2 separate regions of the Homo sapiens genome follow, and region 2 is linked to region 1. The links are chromatin loops, found by intact Hi-C in ENCODE. Cell type or tissue: HepG2. All regions are shown on one strand.

The links. Peaks named below come from ENCODE experiments on the same cell type or tissue, not always from the same donor. Only the 100,000 strongest peaks of a DNase experiment are listed, where the experiment ranks them.
Region 2: it touches region 1 in a loop (10-fold over the local background); 1 of 110 quality-filtered maps calls a loop at or near these places.

Annotation. Positions count from the first base shown.
Region 1 is chr10:44,254,929-44,262,928 of GRCh38, forward strand. No RefSeq gene overlaps it. Among named protein-coding and RNA genes, the nearest start is that of LINC02881, 34 kb to the right of the region's middle. RefSeq lists enhancers at 5,725-7,909, 5,898-5,957, 6,968-7,047, 7,148-7,277. In HepG2, no CTCF peak of the experiment used is centred here; a DNase peak (open chromatin) is centred at 4,423.
Region 2 is chr10:44,946,501-44,954,500 of GRCh38, forward strand. All of the region lies in intron 1 of TMEM72-AS1 (TMEM72 antisense RNA 1), which reads right to left. Among named protein-coding and RNA genes, the nearest start is that of TMEM72-AS1, 9.2 kb to the right of the region's middle. RefSeq lists an enhancer at 1,332-1,571. In HepG2, a CTCF peak has its summit at 3,065; DNase peaks (open chromatin) are centred at 3,606 and 6,441.

The sequences.
Region 1 (8,000 bases):
AAAAGACTGCAAATAGGGGGCAGTGTATACTGCTCAGGTGGTGGGTGCACCAAAATCTCACAAATCACCACTAAAGAACTTACTCATGTAACCAAATACCACCTGTACCCCAATAACTTATGGAAAAATAATAAAATAAATAAATAAAAATAAAACTAGCTACAAAATAAAAAAATAATTTTCACAGGAATGACAACTCATTTGTACCCATATCTCATTGGTTTGAATAAATTTACTTATATTAAATAACTTTGATAACAAGTATAAGAGTTATAAATAGATATGAGGAAAATGAAGACAGACCCCTGACAAGCATCCAGCTCACATTAGGTGGGGAGGTACAGCCAGAGTGGCCCAGGAAGCAGGAGCTTTGCCTGCCTTCTGCATGTGCACAGCAGAGTGGACTATGTCCAGGAGTCCAGAGAATCAGCTGAGGGGCTGCTTGAGAAAGCCTCAGAGTACATGGTGACCATTTTCTTAGAATGCACTCCCCAGTTCACCTGACCATCTTCTTCTAATTATTTATTTGTGCTTTAGCTGTCTCCTCTGCTAAACCTTTCCTGTCTTTATTCCAAGACTACCTTTCCTAGATACTTCAATTGCACCTAGAACTTTCCATTAATACCAAACTTAAAACATCACATTGCAATTGTGTTTCCATTTTTAATCTTTGCTACTAAATTATAATTTCCTTCAATCAGGTCCTATACCTTATTTACCATTATTTTCCCAGAGCCCAGCATAATGTCTCTCTCATTGCAAATATAAGTGTTTATGAAAGAACAGACAAATCTAAAATGGCCCAGTCCTACTGGACCAACAAACAAACAAACCCACAAAACCTAGACTAAGCTTTCAAAGCTTGTTCTTCTTAACTGATACCTTTCAGTCAACCTTACCTGCCCAAATACTGTATATTCTACGATCAACACGTGCAATGCTGCTTTAAATTTTCACTGGGCACCTTGGGAGACCAAGGTGGGCGGATAATGAGGTCAGGAGATTGAGACCATCCTGGCTAACACGGTGAAACCCTGTCTCTACTAAAAATACAAAAATTAGCCAGGCGTGGTGGCACACGCCTGTAATCCCAGCTACTCGGGAGGCTGAGACAGGAGAATCGCTTGAACCTGGGAGGCAGAGTTTGCAGTGAGCTGAGATCGTGCCACTGCACTCCAGCCTGGGCGACAGAGCAAGATTCCGTTTAAAAAAAAAAAAAAAAAAAAAATTTTTTTTCACTGGGAGCCTCCTCACTGCTGTTCCAGATCCACTGGGTTTTCTCTTGGCTTTCGCGTCCTGCTTATGCCTCCCAGTTCCTCCCCTTGACCTGGTGTTGGGATCTGATTTCCCTGGGCATCTGGATTGAATCCACCCTTCTGGCTCTTCCCACATTGGTAGATTTTAGAGAGAATATGCTGTCTGGTGCTGATCCTGGTGATTCAACCCTCCCTGTCTGTGCCTGCTCTTACCAGTGTTGGCCTTGAGGGAGAACGGTTGTAGGTGGGCTGGAGAGTTCTTTGGTGATGCCATACCTGATGATCTCATACAAGTGTCCCCAAAGTAAGTGCATCCCTTATGACAACTTCCTAGCTGGGGTTCTTTAATTTTCCAGGGTAGCCCCTATTAAGTCTTAAATTCAAAGCCAAAGTCTGGACCAAAGTCTTAGAGGACCAAACAGAAGTTTTAAAATTCCCTGTACTATGTTTACCAGAAGGTTGAGAAACTTCTTTGCTGGAAAGATTACTTGTCTCCTGACCTGTGATTCTAGAGTCCTCACAGTGGAATTTCAGGTCTTCTCCATGATAGGTGGACACAGTAGGCAATGTTCACAGTGAACAGACTGGTCAGGTAACCATGAGGAAAAAGTGACCCAAGTTATGCAGAAATACTCGCTTGTAGCAAATATCAAGGCCTAGAAAATCAGAATTCTGTATCAACCCAGGTGTTTAAATTGGATCAACCAAGACTGCAACCTAATGCCCCTCAACAGGCCATATCCCCCCTAAGAACCCTTGGTTTGTGTATGTTACGAACTTCTCCATGTCATCACATAGCATGGGATTCCAGTATGTGTTACTTTTTGCTTCTTAGATTGGTTGCTTTTGCTTAGACTGATGGCCTTAGGGCAGTTTTAAATGGCTGTCTTGTAATATGATCAGGTAAGAATATCTGGGAAACCTTGTATGTTTTAATTGGTAATGGTTATGCCAATAATTCTTGATGAATACACTGAAGCCAGGAGTCTCCTTTTTGCATCGTGTTTACACTTCACATCAACCAGGAACCCAATCTGAGAAGTTTTCCCTGGACCAAGGGAGAAAGAATGTAGCTCCGGGAAGGAATCAAGCCTGGCTAACTCTCAGTGAAAGGAAATGGTGTCTGATCTTGCTAATTCCTGCTTCAAGTATTAAAATCTCAAACAAAACATAATGTATGTGTGCACACGGGTGCATACACACACACACACACACACCCCACCACTGACAACAATAACAACCTCCACAAGGGGAAGCCATGCTTCCGTAAGCACAATTGAAAGATTTCTGAACCTCAGACCAGAGAGCCACATGATTTTTCAGTCAATTATTGTCTCTCTTGCACTCCCAAGACTGAGCTGTAAGAAAAGCTAAGGCATCACATGGCATCCATGGGCCCAGCCGATTGCCACTGCAAGTCATGGCTCTGCACATGAGAGAAACTATAGGGAGAGCTGGGACCTGGGAAGGAATGGGCAGTCTTGAGTGGCAGAGAACTTAGAGCAAGAGAGGGACTGGAGTAGAGCTGGCAGCACCATGAAGGCCTCTCCTGCAGGAGCTGCTAAGTTAGCTCTGGTCAGCACCTCCCAAACACACCTGACCCTGGGATTAAAATTATGATGTTCTGATAAAACACTAATTAAGGGTTAAGAAGATGGAGTACATACTTGCCTCAAAATAGGAAAAATCAAAATTTTAATATTTTGGAATCTGTAATAGAAAAAAACACATCAATTAAAAAACACTTTTTCACAACATACATTTTGGTTGCTTATAGTAAGTATAGCATTCCCTCATTCCCACTTTGAATCTTCCTTTCTCCACCCTGAGAGGCAGTGAATGTTGAGATCCGAGCCTCTCTTTATCAGAGGGTTTAGAGAACTGGCCACCAGCTGGACTGAAGGAGATTGTGCTGTCCACCTCTTCTGCCCCCATGGGACTGGAGCCAGGTCTCTGCCCAGCTGAGAGACAGCTCCCACATGGGTACCCCTGGGCCTCCAGAGGGCTCCTCCTGCAGACTCACTCCCAGCCCTGACTCACTCCTAGGTTCTCCTTGAAGACCAGCATTAGCAAGTCCCAGCCCAGCCCTCTCCCCGGGGCTCCCCCTGTTGAAATGCTCCTCCTGGCACTCACCTGCAGCCACAGGTGCCAGGAGGGGACAGCAGCAAAGACGGAGGAGCCCCTCCTGGGCTTCAGCTGCCTATTTACTAAAGTAGCTTAAATTAAATGCACTTTGGAGTGTGAGAATTAATTTTTTTCAATTAAAAAATATTTTTAGAGAGTTGTAGGTTCACATGCAGTGGTAAGAAATATTACAGAGATTCTCCAGTTTCCCCTAGTGGTAACATCTTACATAAGAATAGCTGTCATAACCAGAAATTCACATTGATCCAAGGATCGACTTTATTCAAATTTCATCAGGCTCACATGCACTCATTTGTGTGTGTGTGTTTGGTTCCATGCAATTTTATCATGTGTCCAATCATGTGACTGCCACAGTCGAGATACAGAGCAGTTCCATCACCAGGAGGGCCCCTGGTGTTACCTTTCTAATTGTTTTCTCCTCAGCCAGGTGTATGCAGATGATACTTGGGAGGTACTGAGTGTGACTGCATCATGGCAAATGGTGTCAGCATGTGGTATGTACCCAATGTTTGTATCCCTCAAATTCATATGTTAAAATCCTAATGCCCAAGGTATTAATGCCATGGTATTTGAAGGTGGGGCCATTGGGAAATGATTAGGTCGTGAGGGAAGAATCCTCATGAATGGGATTAGTGCCCTTAATAAAGGGACCCCAGGGGACTTGGTCATCTCTTCCACCATGTGGAGACACAGCCAGAAGGCGCCATCTGTGAACCAGGGAGCAGGTCTTCACCAGACACCAAACTGCTGGTGCCTTTGTCTTGTACTTTCCAACCTCCAGAACAGTGAAAAATAAATGTTTGTTGTTTAAGCCTCCCAGTCTATGATAGTTTTGTAATAGCAGCCTGCACTGAGACAGCATATGCTGTTTCCTCTCCTCTTCCTGCAGGGGATCTTTGGAATGGGGGAAGGGGACCAAAGAGTCACCCTGCCCCTCGACATCAACCAACAAAGAGAGCACAGATGAGAGGAAAAACAGGTTTGTCAACAGATCCCCCGCTCATGGGGATGAAAAGTCACATAACTTCCCAGACTGTTTCCACACCTTTGAAATGAGTACTAGGTTGTGCCTGCCAGAGAGCACAGGGCTCCTGGGGCCCAGGGGGAGGTCCTCTCTGTAGATGGCCTTTGAACCTTGGCCCATTTCTTTCACAGGATGGCTCCGGGATTGAGGGAGCATGTGACGCCAGATTCACAGATCACCTGGTATCAGCCATGTGTAGGAGAGGACTAGTCCAGCAGCTACTCACTCCTTGGGGCAGATGGCTTCCTGGGTGTGCATTTTCATGTTGACCCACGGCTTCCTCAGCTGGCTGAGACCAGAGTACTCACAGACCTGGGAGATTGACACATGGTGCCAGGTGGCCATGGAACCTCCTTCCTGGATTCAGGACTCCCTCAGCGTAAATCTGGGAAAGCTGTTCCTGGAGCTCCCGGCCCATGAGGGTGATGCACAGCCTTCTCCCTAAGCCTCATGGACTTGGACTTGCTGTGATTCCCACAGTGACCTCATCAGCCCCTGTCACAGGAACAAAATATGCCAGCACCGCCCTTGACTTTATAGGTCCTGGCAAGGTGGGAGACACTTGGTTTTCACAATGTCTTGGTCTCCTTAAATTCTAGGGGAGTTGTGCCAAAAGGTGGCATCACTGTCCACAGTCCAGGACTCGGAGGAGGTTACTTCACACACTTGCCAACTCAGGTGTGTGTAGAACAATTGAGGTAGTGTTCTAAGCTGTTTCTGTGTATTCTCTCAATCCTCACAGCATCCCAATTAGGTAGGCGCTGTTATCTCCACATTTTGCTGATGAGGAAACTGAGGAACAGAGAGGTTGAGTAAATTATCCCAAATTACACAGCTAATTGAGAGAGCTTAAGGCTGTCCCAAATGACAGTGATGGCTCCCAATTGCTTCAACTTGTTATTCAAAATTATGTCTACCATACATTTTCTCTTTCTCTCACTGACAACTTACTAGCCATCAAGTTAGAAATTTGAGAGAAAAATAAATAAGATAGAGGATTTTATCATCCTTTCACTGCACATCCTTTTAAATCTCCAAATCAGAGTGGAGGTGTTGGGGGCAACCTCGGGTCAGGGGGAGCAGAGGTGTGACATCCGGAGGGAATTCAGGGGGAATTCCCAGCGAGCAGGCCCATTCCTCCCCAGATGTGCCTATTTGGCCCAGAAGCAGCAGAGCGTGTCCTTGTGGGAGTTTCTCACCTCCTGCTGGAAAGCCCTGGCCTATACTCTCCTGCCTGCGCCCCGCAGACCCAGCCTGAGCCCTGAGATGGGGATGGGCTGAGCTCCTCTGTAGGCAGCCGCAGCCCATTCCCATAGATACAGAGGAGACCCAGTGGGGAGGGCTCTCACCCTGCCGCCACCACCAAGCCTGTGCAGCTGGGTGCTGAGGGCAGGCCGACTCGGGAACCCACACATCCAAACAGCCCCGGGGCGCACTTGGATGGGTTCCACACCAAGAGCTGCTGAGTGCAGGGCGGACTGGATGGAGCAGAGATGCCTCAACAGCATGGGCTAGAAGTGGGCCTGACAAGGCAGAAAGAGGCTCATGGGGTGGGATTAGGGACTCCCCAGCCAGGCCCAGGGCGTCTGTGTACAGTGAGAGGAATGGCTCCCACTGTGAGATACAGGCTGGCCTCAGAAAATCAAACGCAGATGGGAAGGAAAGTGGGGAGCAGAGGGTGGCTCAGAGCCAGGACTTGGGTCTCTCCCAGGACTTGGGTCTCTCCCAGGGCTTCTATGGGAGCCTCTCCCGGTGCGTGGGCTAAGCCCTGTTCCATAGCAGTGATGAGGGAGGGACCAACCAAGGTGTGTGTGCCTTGGGGCCCCCATCTTGGCACCAAACCTTGAGGACATGGTCTCCCCTGCATCCCTCCCACACCCACGTGTGCCCTGGGTTCAGGTGAACAATGAGTGCAGAAGCCTAGTGAGCTAGAGAACCCTGCTCTTGGAGTTGTCCCTGCAGTCCCATCAGGCGCTGCGTATCAGAGCTGCACACCTGCACCAGCAGAAGGAACAGGACCCCAGGCTGCAGTGAGCAGGCGACCTCAGCGCCCTCTTCACTGAAGCACTGGAGCCTGGGCGGGTTTCCATCAGCGGAGTCAAGTAATTGAGCTCAGATTAGATTAAACCCAGACGCATCCCGTGTTTAGTGCCAATTACTCACGGCCAGCAGAGGCGGGCAAGGGGTCTGGACTGTGTCACGTCGTGCCTTCTTGGAGGCTGACTGCTCCCTCCAGCTCAAGGTGAGTTGACCCGAAATACCAACAGTCGTGTCGCTGGCTGTGTTTCACCTCCACCTGGCACTTTGCATGGATCTGATGCTGCTCAGGTGGGCGGCTCCTCTGCCCCCTGTTTACAATGGGGGTCAGAGCTTTGAACCCTCTGTCCTTGCCATCATTGGCTGGGCTGGCAGCAGAACAGAGGCCCACCTTGCACACCTCACTCACCCAGGCACAGGGCACAAGTGGGCATCTGGCCCCTGCATGCCCTCGGGAATCCCCATCACTATCTGGAGATTGCCACGTGAGTGAGGCGTGGGAGGCCAGGCAGGCAGGATGTGGGGGTGCTGCGATTTGTCATCTAGTGCTGAGTTTACAGCTTGAGAAGAAAACAACCCAGATTTAAGTGCTTTACTTCCTACTGGGAAATGGCTTGACTGTAGCCATGGCCTTAAGCCCAGGGCCGAGAAGCCCCAGCTGCACCCCCTTGGAGGCTGAGAGTGGCCTTCAAGCCAGCCCCAGCTCACAGCCCAGCTTGAAGGCACAAGCAGGGACAAGGCCACTGCAAGAAAAGCAATGAGTCCAGAGAAGGGCATTCAGGCTGGAGAGCTTGGCACTTGGAGTAGAATGAGTTATGAGTCTGAACCAGGGAAAACACTGGGGAGAAACTTGGGATGAAGCAGCAGGGCACTGGGTTGAGACTGGAGGTTTGGGAGGATGGCTCAGCGCCCTTACAGAGGTGGAAGGGATCCAGTGGTGACCACAGCATAACTGGGGGTGTGACAAGGCCCAGAGTTGAGCTCTGCCTGTGAAGATAGAGAGGGGAAGAAGGCACCTTTGCTGGGATTTCTCTTCTCATGTTTCGATGCACCTTTTTCCCATGGTTATTAATTACTCTTTTAGTGAATAAAGGCTGTGTATTAGTTATTTATTGTTGTGCAACCAGTTGCCTTAGAAAATAGCATCTCCAAACAGAAAAAATTGATTATCTCACACAGGCTTTGAGGATCAGGAATCTGGGAGCAGCTCACTTGGGTGGTTGTGGCTCTGGTTTCTCAAGAGGTTGCAGTGAGGACGTCGGCTGGGGCTGGATCATCTGCAGGCTCAACTGGGGCTGGAGGACCTGCTCTCAGGATGGCTTCCCTCATGGCTGTTGGCTGGAGGCCTTGGGTTCTGGATGACTGCTAATAGGAGACCTCCTTCCATCCATGTAGACTTCTCCACAGGGCTGCTTGAGTGTCCTCACTTTATGGCAGCTGGCTTTCTCCAGAGCAGGAGATCCTGATGACTTCTGAGATGGTTCCCTACATTCCATCCCCTGGCGTACACACCCTGTGCAATCCCCTTCCCTTGAGTG
Region 2 (8,000 bases), 690 kb after region 1:
TCTGCAACACAGGGCCAAGTGGGATGAGACACACCAGCATCTTGCCCCTCCTGGAGTGAAATTATAGCCTAGACTGAGGGCTACAGGGAGAGGAAGCCCCTGTGTTCTTGACCACACCTGCCCAGAGTAAAGACCCTAGAGCAGAGTTTCCATAAGGCAGAGCTGAGAGAGGGTAGGGGAGTGGGTCATGGTTCAAATGCCATGGACCCTCCCTCACTGTTTTTACCAAAATTTAGTAGATTTTATTAAATGAATGTTTCTCCATTTGCTGTGTGCCCTTAGGACAATTTCCAGAGATTTAAATGAATTAATATTTGTCATTTTCTCCAGTAAAATAGTTGTTTTGCTATAAAACGGGGCATCTGAGCTACTGAGTCCTAAAGTACTGCTCCTAATTTTTACTTTTTTACCATGACCATGAGGAAATAGAGTGCACTGATGAGAACTTTGACCATCAAGTACACAAGACCTAGGCTTGAGCCCTATATCTGCCCTTCACCAGCTGTGTGACCAGCTAGTGGAACTCCTCTGAGCCTGTTTCTCCATTTGTAAAGAAGCAATAATGGATTCTGGATATTAGCCCTTTGTCAGATGAATAGATTGCAAAAATTTTCTCCCATTCTGTAGAATTGAACAATGAGAACACTTGGACACAGGAAGGGGAACATCACATACCAGGGCCTATTGTGGGGTGGGGGGAGGGGGGAGGGAAAGCATTAGGAGATATACCTAATGTAAATGATGAGGTAATGGGTGCAGCGTACCAACATGGCACATGTATACATATGTAACAAACCTGCACGTTGTGCACATGTACCCTAGAACTTAAAGTATAATAATACAAGAAGAAAAAAAAAACAGAAAAAAAGCAATAATAATGTACTGACATCCACAAATGGCTAAGAATTAAATATTATGATATAAGTGAAGTATTGGCAGGATCTTCCTGGCCCCGGAATGCTTCTTTCCTGGGACATTGGTGCCTACAGCTGCTCTGGGGCCATTTGCTCCCTTCTTGCAGGAATGCAGCTCTCTCTGCAGGCTGGAAGTCACGCTCATCAAGCCCTGTCTGCTGCTGTCAGCTCAGCCTAGAGCCCATACCTTGCTGATGGCATGTTTGCCTGAGAAACAAACTTCATTCCCTTTTCCTGGAATTCTACCCCATCTCACTCCTCACCAATCTCTCAAAGAGAACTTATCCTTTGGTATGTCCAAATGGGAAAATCTCTTGCTCCATTCCCTGTGTGCCCAAGATTTCAAGCTTTCTCTGCAAGCTGGTCAGCCATCCAGCTGTCATCTGTCCCTCAAAGCCCCGGGCTCAGCTGCTAGCCTGCTGATGAACAGTCAGCTGTTTGACTACCTGGAAAGGGGAGCAAAAGGGTAGTGTTCTTGGGAGATAAAGAGGAACTGTCTCTGTTGGCCAAAATGGGGATTTCCCATGGGACTTGCTTGACTGGCTGAATGGCTTGTTACGGTCCACAGAAGAAGGAAGAACCGAGTCATGATCTTTGCACAGAAGAGAAGAGGTATTTCGAGAAGCCAAGTTGCAGTTAAGTGGAATGTTATGCCCTGAGTTTCCCATTATGACAAGGGTGAGACAGCTGCATAGAAAGAATAGCAGCATCCAGGAAGTCAGGAGTCCAGGAGTATGGTCCCACTTGACTCTGCTGGGATTTGGAGTCTTGGGTCATTCCCCACATGAAACCCAAGGGATAAGGCCATCCCAAAAGGTCCTGCCAGCTCCAAGCCTCAGGGATGCCCAGCTGTGCACATTACCAGGGGGCATTTGCCCAAACTTAAGAGCAAGCCCAAGGAAAATCCAGCACTGAGTCTAAACATATGCTGTGCAATTCTTTTTACAGTATGAGCTTCTGGAAAGCTTGCATAGTCTCAGGACAGGGATCTGGAGGAAATGGGGAGCATCAGAACCACAGAAGGTTGTACTGGGAATAACTGGGGCAGGAGCAAAAGCCCATCCAAGCAGATGTTTACCACCTCATTGATATGGAAGACTCTGTGAGTTTCAAATCAAATTTCCCTTTAAAGAGCAGATAAAGAGTAAAGCAAATGGGCCATGCCTTTGATTATTCATTTGTCCCTAAATAGGTGCTTCTACCTGAGGCTGCACACGCTCCGCCAGGGGTGAGGATGCCACCAGCCCACTATAGCTTCAGTTTCCAGCTTCCAGGAAACTGGATGAGGTATTTGCAGGCCCCAAGTCTTGAGTTCCTCTTTCCACATTGAAACATGTTCCTTTCTTTTAAACCAACAGCACCAGCATAAACTTAGAGAATAGGTTGCTAAGGGCAAAAGTCGGTTTAACTCAGCAAACATTTACTAAGCACCTACTGTGTGGACCAGGCATCACACAAGGTGCTGGGCTGAAGGAGTGAGTCTGGCATGCTGTGTGCTCTCTAGACAAGCCAAATGTGTGACTGACATGAGGCAGACATGGCACTACAGTAAAATCACAAACAGTATGCTATGAGAGAGGAAGTCAGGCAGAGGGAAGTCTGGGAAGGTAGATTTGAGTTGAGCTTCGGAAGCAGAGCTGGAATCTTATCATGCACATCATTGTCTATCTTGGGACAAAGGAAGCATGGCCAAGTCCATCAGAGTCTGAAGCAGGTGGATTTATTTTCCATATGTAACAAGGCGTTTGTGCAGTAAAAAGAATATAAGGCAAGCAGGCGTATCAACAACAATGATGATAATCACTGAGAGCACTGAGACCTCAGTGGATTCAGTGCTTTGCCTGCTCCATCTCCTCTAATCCCCAGAGCCTGTGAGGCCAGGTCCCTTACAGCCCCATTCTATAGATGGGAAACCACAGTGCGTGGTAATTTGCACACAGCTAAAAACAGGTAGAGCCTGTATTCATTCCAGGCTCAGAGCAGAGATTCTTAATGCCATCAGGAAACTAAAGTCTGAGGCTGGCCACAGACCTCACCTGCCTGATGGCCTGGGCCTCTCTCCTCTCATCATCTGAACAAGGGGGGTTTTGACCAGGTAACCCCTAAGGTTCTGTTTCACTCAGTTTGGGCTGCCATAACAAATACCATACACTGGGTGGCTCAAACAACAAACATTTATTCCTCGAAGTTCTGGAGGGGAGGCTAGAAGTCCAAGATCAGGGTGCCAGCATGGTCAGGTTCTAGGGAGGGCTGGCTTCCTGGGTCACAGAGAGCTGCCTGTTTGCTATAGTCTCACGTGGAGGAAAGAAGTCATCTCTCTTATGTCTCTGCTTACAGAAGCACTAATCCTATGCAAGAGGGTTCCATGCAAATGATCCAATCACCCTGCAAAGGCCCTACCTCCTAACGCCATCACACTGGGGATTAGAGCTTCTACATATAAATTTAGGGGAATACAATTCAGTCCATAGCAGGTTCCCTCCAGCTAAGTCACCTGGGATGCTAAGTGTTCGGGGTGGGGTGTGGCAGTGCAGATGAAGAGGAGGAAAAAGTGGCTCATCAATGTGGGGGATAAAGGAAGCATGAGAAAGGGGAGCACTAGCTCAGGTGGAGAAGGCAAATGGAGCCACTCCCCACTTTGGTTGTGACTGCTGCTGACTGCTGGAGGCCTAGTGCCCTTTGAGTTTTCTCTGAGTGACTGATAATTCCTGAGCGGAGCTGGGCCCCAGCAGAGCCTGGGAGCTGTGCCAAGCTCTCCCTCCAGGCCCCAGCCGTGCCACCTCCAAGACCAGAACAAGAACCCTAGCCTCAGCAGGGTCTCCCCAACACCATGCAGATAAAAAGTGGCCAAGAAAATGTCACCTTAAAACTCAGGAACACAGCATGGACATCCAGGCTTCTCCTCAGTTTCCTTCTAAGGGCCCAGGGCTCCTGTTATTCCTGCTTGCTGTGCTCTAATGCCTGGGACTTACAGAGAAGGCTGGCAAACAGAGTCCAGCCAGCACCCAGCCTCCAAAAGCCTCTTGTGCCCTGAGCCCAGAGCTCACTGCCACCTCCCCGAGCCTCCAGCAGCCCATGGGGGCTTTTCTGGTCTCAGGCCCAGCTGCTGCTCTCCCCTTCACCAGAGCATTTTCAGTTCCCACTTCTCTGGCCTGAGTGGCCCCCTGTGCTCCTGGCCACACTCCTTCTCTCTCTCCCCATCTCTAGGTCCTCTCCCAGCTGCCCCAAGCCTCACTCCTCATGCATGGTGCTCTCCCGAGGAGCTGCTCTCCCAGACTTCCATCTCTCCAGCCTGTTCCCTCTCTCCCTCTTGAGACCCAGCTCACACATTGCAGGCCGTGATCTCGCCCCTGGAATAGACCCCCTCAGCTGCTGGGACTCTGCAGGGTTGTGGCAGGCATTGCACGGCTTCTCCCAGGGGATACTATTGACCCCGTTTTCTGATGGAGCTTGAATTGTCCTGGCTCATGTACCTTCCTCCCCTTGGCCAGCCATGTCCTGCATTGGGTTAGTCACAGTGGTCCACCCTTCCCAAGGTGCCTGCACCCTAGTCGTGGCCAATGGGAAGAAAGGGAAGGTGACTGGGAAGCTTCTGGGAAAGGTTTCCTTCCCTCAGTACTAAAAGGATCCCCAGGTGAGGCGCCATGGCTCACACCTGTAAATCCAGCACTTTGGGAGGCCAAGACGGGAGGATTGCCTGAGCCCAGGAGTTTGAGACCAGCCTGGACAACAAAGTGAGACCCCGTTTCTACAAAAAATTAGTCAGGTGTGGTGGCATGTACCTGTGATCCTAACTACTTAGGAGGCTGAGGTGGGAGGATCACCTGATCCTGGGAGGTCAAGGCTGCAGTGAGTTGTGATCGTGCCACTCACTCCAGCCTGGGAAACAGAGTGAGACCCTGTCTCAAAAAATAAAAAAATAAACGGAGCCTCATTGGAACACTCTTCCTCTTCTTCCCCTGAATGTCGGCATGTCTGAGGGAAAGCACAGAAATCATTTGCAAATATCAAGGAGAATTAAACCAATATGCTGAAGATGGCAATGAGCAAAGAACGAACGAACTTGGGTCCTTCAAGATTACTTTGAGACACTGAATAAACCAAGTCTGGAGCTACCCATTGCTGGGGATTTTTATTACGTGAGGTCATAAAATCCCCATTGTTTGGGTTTTTTACTCCTCACAACTAAAAGCATCCCAGCCCAGAGTGTCACTTATCCACGCCCTTCACCATGTTTGGCGGGGAGAAAATATCCCTGCCAAAGGGAGATACCATATAAACTCTTCTTCACCTATGGCCCAAATCAGGCCCTCTGCTTATTTTTGTAAATAGTGTTTTATTGGAACACAGCCACACTCATTCACTTACATATTGCCTATGGTTGCTTTTGCTTGAGCAGTTGCAAGAGAGATAGTGCAGCCTGCAAATAGGAAAATATTCATTATCTGGCCCTTTACAGAAAATGTTTGCCAATCCCTAAGGTCGACTCATTAGACCAATGGAGCAGCAAAAATTTCTCAAAAATTGCCACAGGTTGCACAGGTAGATGAAATCCCAGGAAAAAGAGGCACCGTTACATGCTAAGGAACCTTGGAATGCCCTGGCATCAGGCCACACTCTGCTACAGAGTCTGTCCTGATAAAACATGAGTACGAGCTGTGGGTCAAACTCTCCATGCTTACTGGTTGTGATGGTTAATTCTAGGTGTCCACTTGGTTAGCCTATTGTGTGTCTGATCGAACATCAGTCTCGATGTTGCTGTGAAGGTATTTTTTCAGATGACACATACATATAAATCAGCAGACTTTGAGTAATGAAGACTTCCCTTTGTAATGTGGGTGGGCTTCATCCAATCAACTAAAGGCTTTAAGAGCAAAGATTGAAGTGCCCTGAAAAAGAAGCGATTGTGCCTCAAGACTGCAACATGGAAACCCTGATTCAGTTTCCACCTTGCTGGCCTGCAGATTTCAGACTCAACACTGTAACATCAACTTACCTGAATTTCTAGCCTGCTGGGGTCAGCCCGGCAGATTTTGAACTTGGCAGCCCACAATTACATGAGCCAAATATTCCTTATAATCTATCTATCTAGCTGTATAGTGAACTACCTAGCTAGCTACACCCATGTCTTTCTTGACCTCAATGGGAGATATATGTAAATATATATACTGTTTCTCTGGAATAACCCTGATTAATACACTAATCATTCTAATTCTGTCTCAGTTGTAAGGTCGACAGCTTATTCATTATTTTGAGAGCATTCATTTTCAAGGTAAAAAGACAGAGATGATCCCCAAATGAGACAAAACTTAAGACAATTTGCAATTACATGGCTCTATCCTTTCTTAAACACTAGTCCTTAGTTCACAGTTAGGAGGACTGGGAAGGCAGCTTGGGCATGGGCAGCCCCCATCAAACGGGAGGCTGAACAGAGGTGGCTTTGATGGCAGGCTGGGAGGTGAGGTCAACTCAACTGAAGCATCTTTAAACACAGGGTTAACAGGTCAAGTCTAGCTAGCTGTGGGGCAGTTTGGCCCTTCCCCCTTGGGGAATGTTTTACATTCCTTGGAAGCTGCATACTTAAAAGAGATAGACAGGACAGAGCTTCCCTCCAGGACATGGGAGTAGCCACATTGTCTGGCTGGTGGGTTTTCCCAGAATACCCTGAGGATGGTGTGTTTTAAAATGTGCAGTCCAGGAGCTGGACAGATCGCCCTTGTTTGTGCATATGTGCTGTGCCCTCTCAAGGTTCCTTTCCTTTTCCATCTGGGAGGTCTCCACTTCCTTTGGCTGTTTCACATCCTGGCTTGAGGGAAGGTCCTGATCACTTACTAGTTCACAGCTTTGCATCTCAGTTATATCTCACCATTCATAAGAATTCTGGAGCCCAAGCTGCAACACCAGGCTCTTTGTGGAGGAAAATCCATTTTTAAGACATTCTCCTTTGAGAAGCGCCGTCCTTCTGTAAACCCTCCTACACTGAACTGTTTTGTGCCTACTTTCCTTTTACAGTGCTGCTGTTTGTTAAATGATCAAAATATTGACCAACATAAAGCTGCTTTCTGATGTTAAAATTAGAGTTATATTGAAAATGCAGTTTGTTCAGGAGTCTTGCATCACCGTAATTATTTTTGTCTTATTTTTAAGATGTTATCAACTCACAGCAGTTACAACGCCCATTAATAATAATCAGCTTACCAGGAGCCCCACACTCTCTGTGCCCCACAGGAGAACAGCCCAAGGCAAAGGTAGAAGGGTGGTGAAGTGTGGATGGGTGGGGAGGTGACACAGTCCTGGGGAGGCAGGGGCAGCCTAGGAAAGTGGAGAGATGTCCTTTTCCAGCCTTTGTTCTGTTGGATAAATCTATATCTATATCTAGATAGATAGATGGATGGATAGATAGATAGATAGATAGATAGATAGATAGATAAATAATTTCCAGTAGCAGGAAGATAGGGAGGTGAGGACAAAGGGAAAAAGCTATCAACAAACCAGGCCTAGTTATGTTCTCTGCATGTGGGCTTTCAGACCATCCTTGTCCTCACAGATGTGTTTGGAGTAGACATGTGTTAGATAGCTTACCCTTTTCTCAGAGACCAAGTAGAGACCAAGTGCTTGAGCCAAGTACTTATTTTTTCCTCAAAAGCAAGTTTCAGCAGCAATTTTTAACTATACCATCTTTTAAAGCAAGCTCCCCCCATCCTAGGAAACTCTGTGCTCAGGCACTTATTAGTTCTGCAGGGTGGCATGCAAAGGCTTTTCTAAAGCATAATCATAATGGAAAAATAATACATAAAATCTGTGCACTTGTGTGTGTGTGTTTAACAAGAAGGCACTTATGCAGCATACATCATTAAACTTTATGTGCATTTGGAGAATAAATTATCATTTCTAGCCTGCCTCTGGTATGGGTTGAAGAGTAAAATACATTAACCTAAAGTTATTATTTATATGCTAACAAATGGAGTTAATGAAAACTATTTCACATAGAAAGGAAAGATAAGTGGTATGCAGATTTTTTGAGAATTCACCTGAAAATTGATGGTAAATACAAAGTCTTCTGTACGTTAAGATCATGCAATGGGA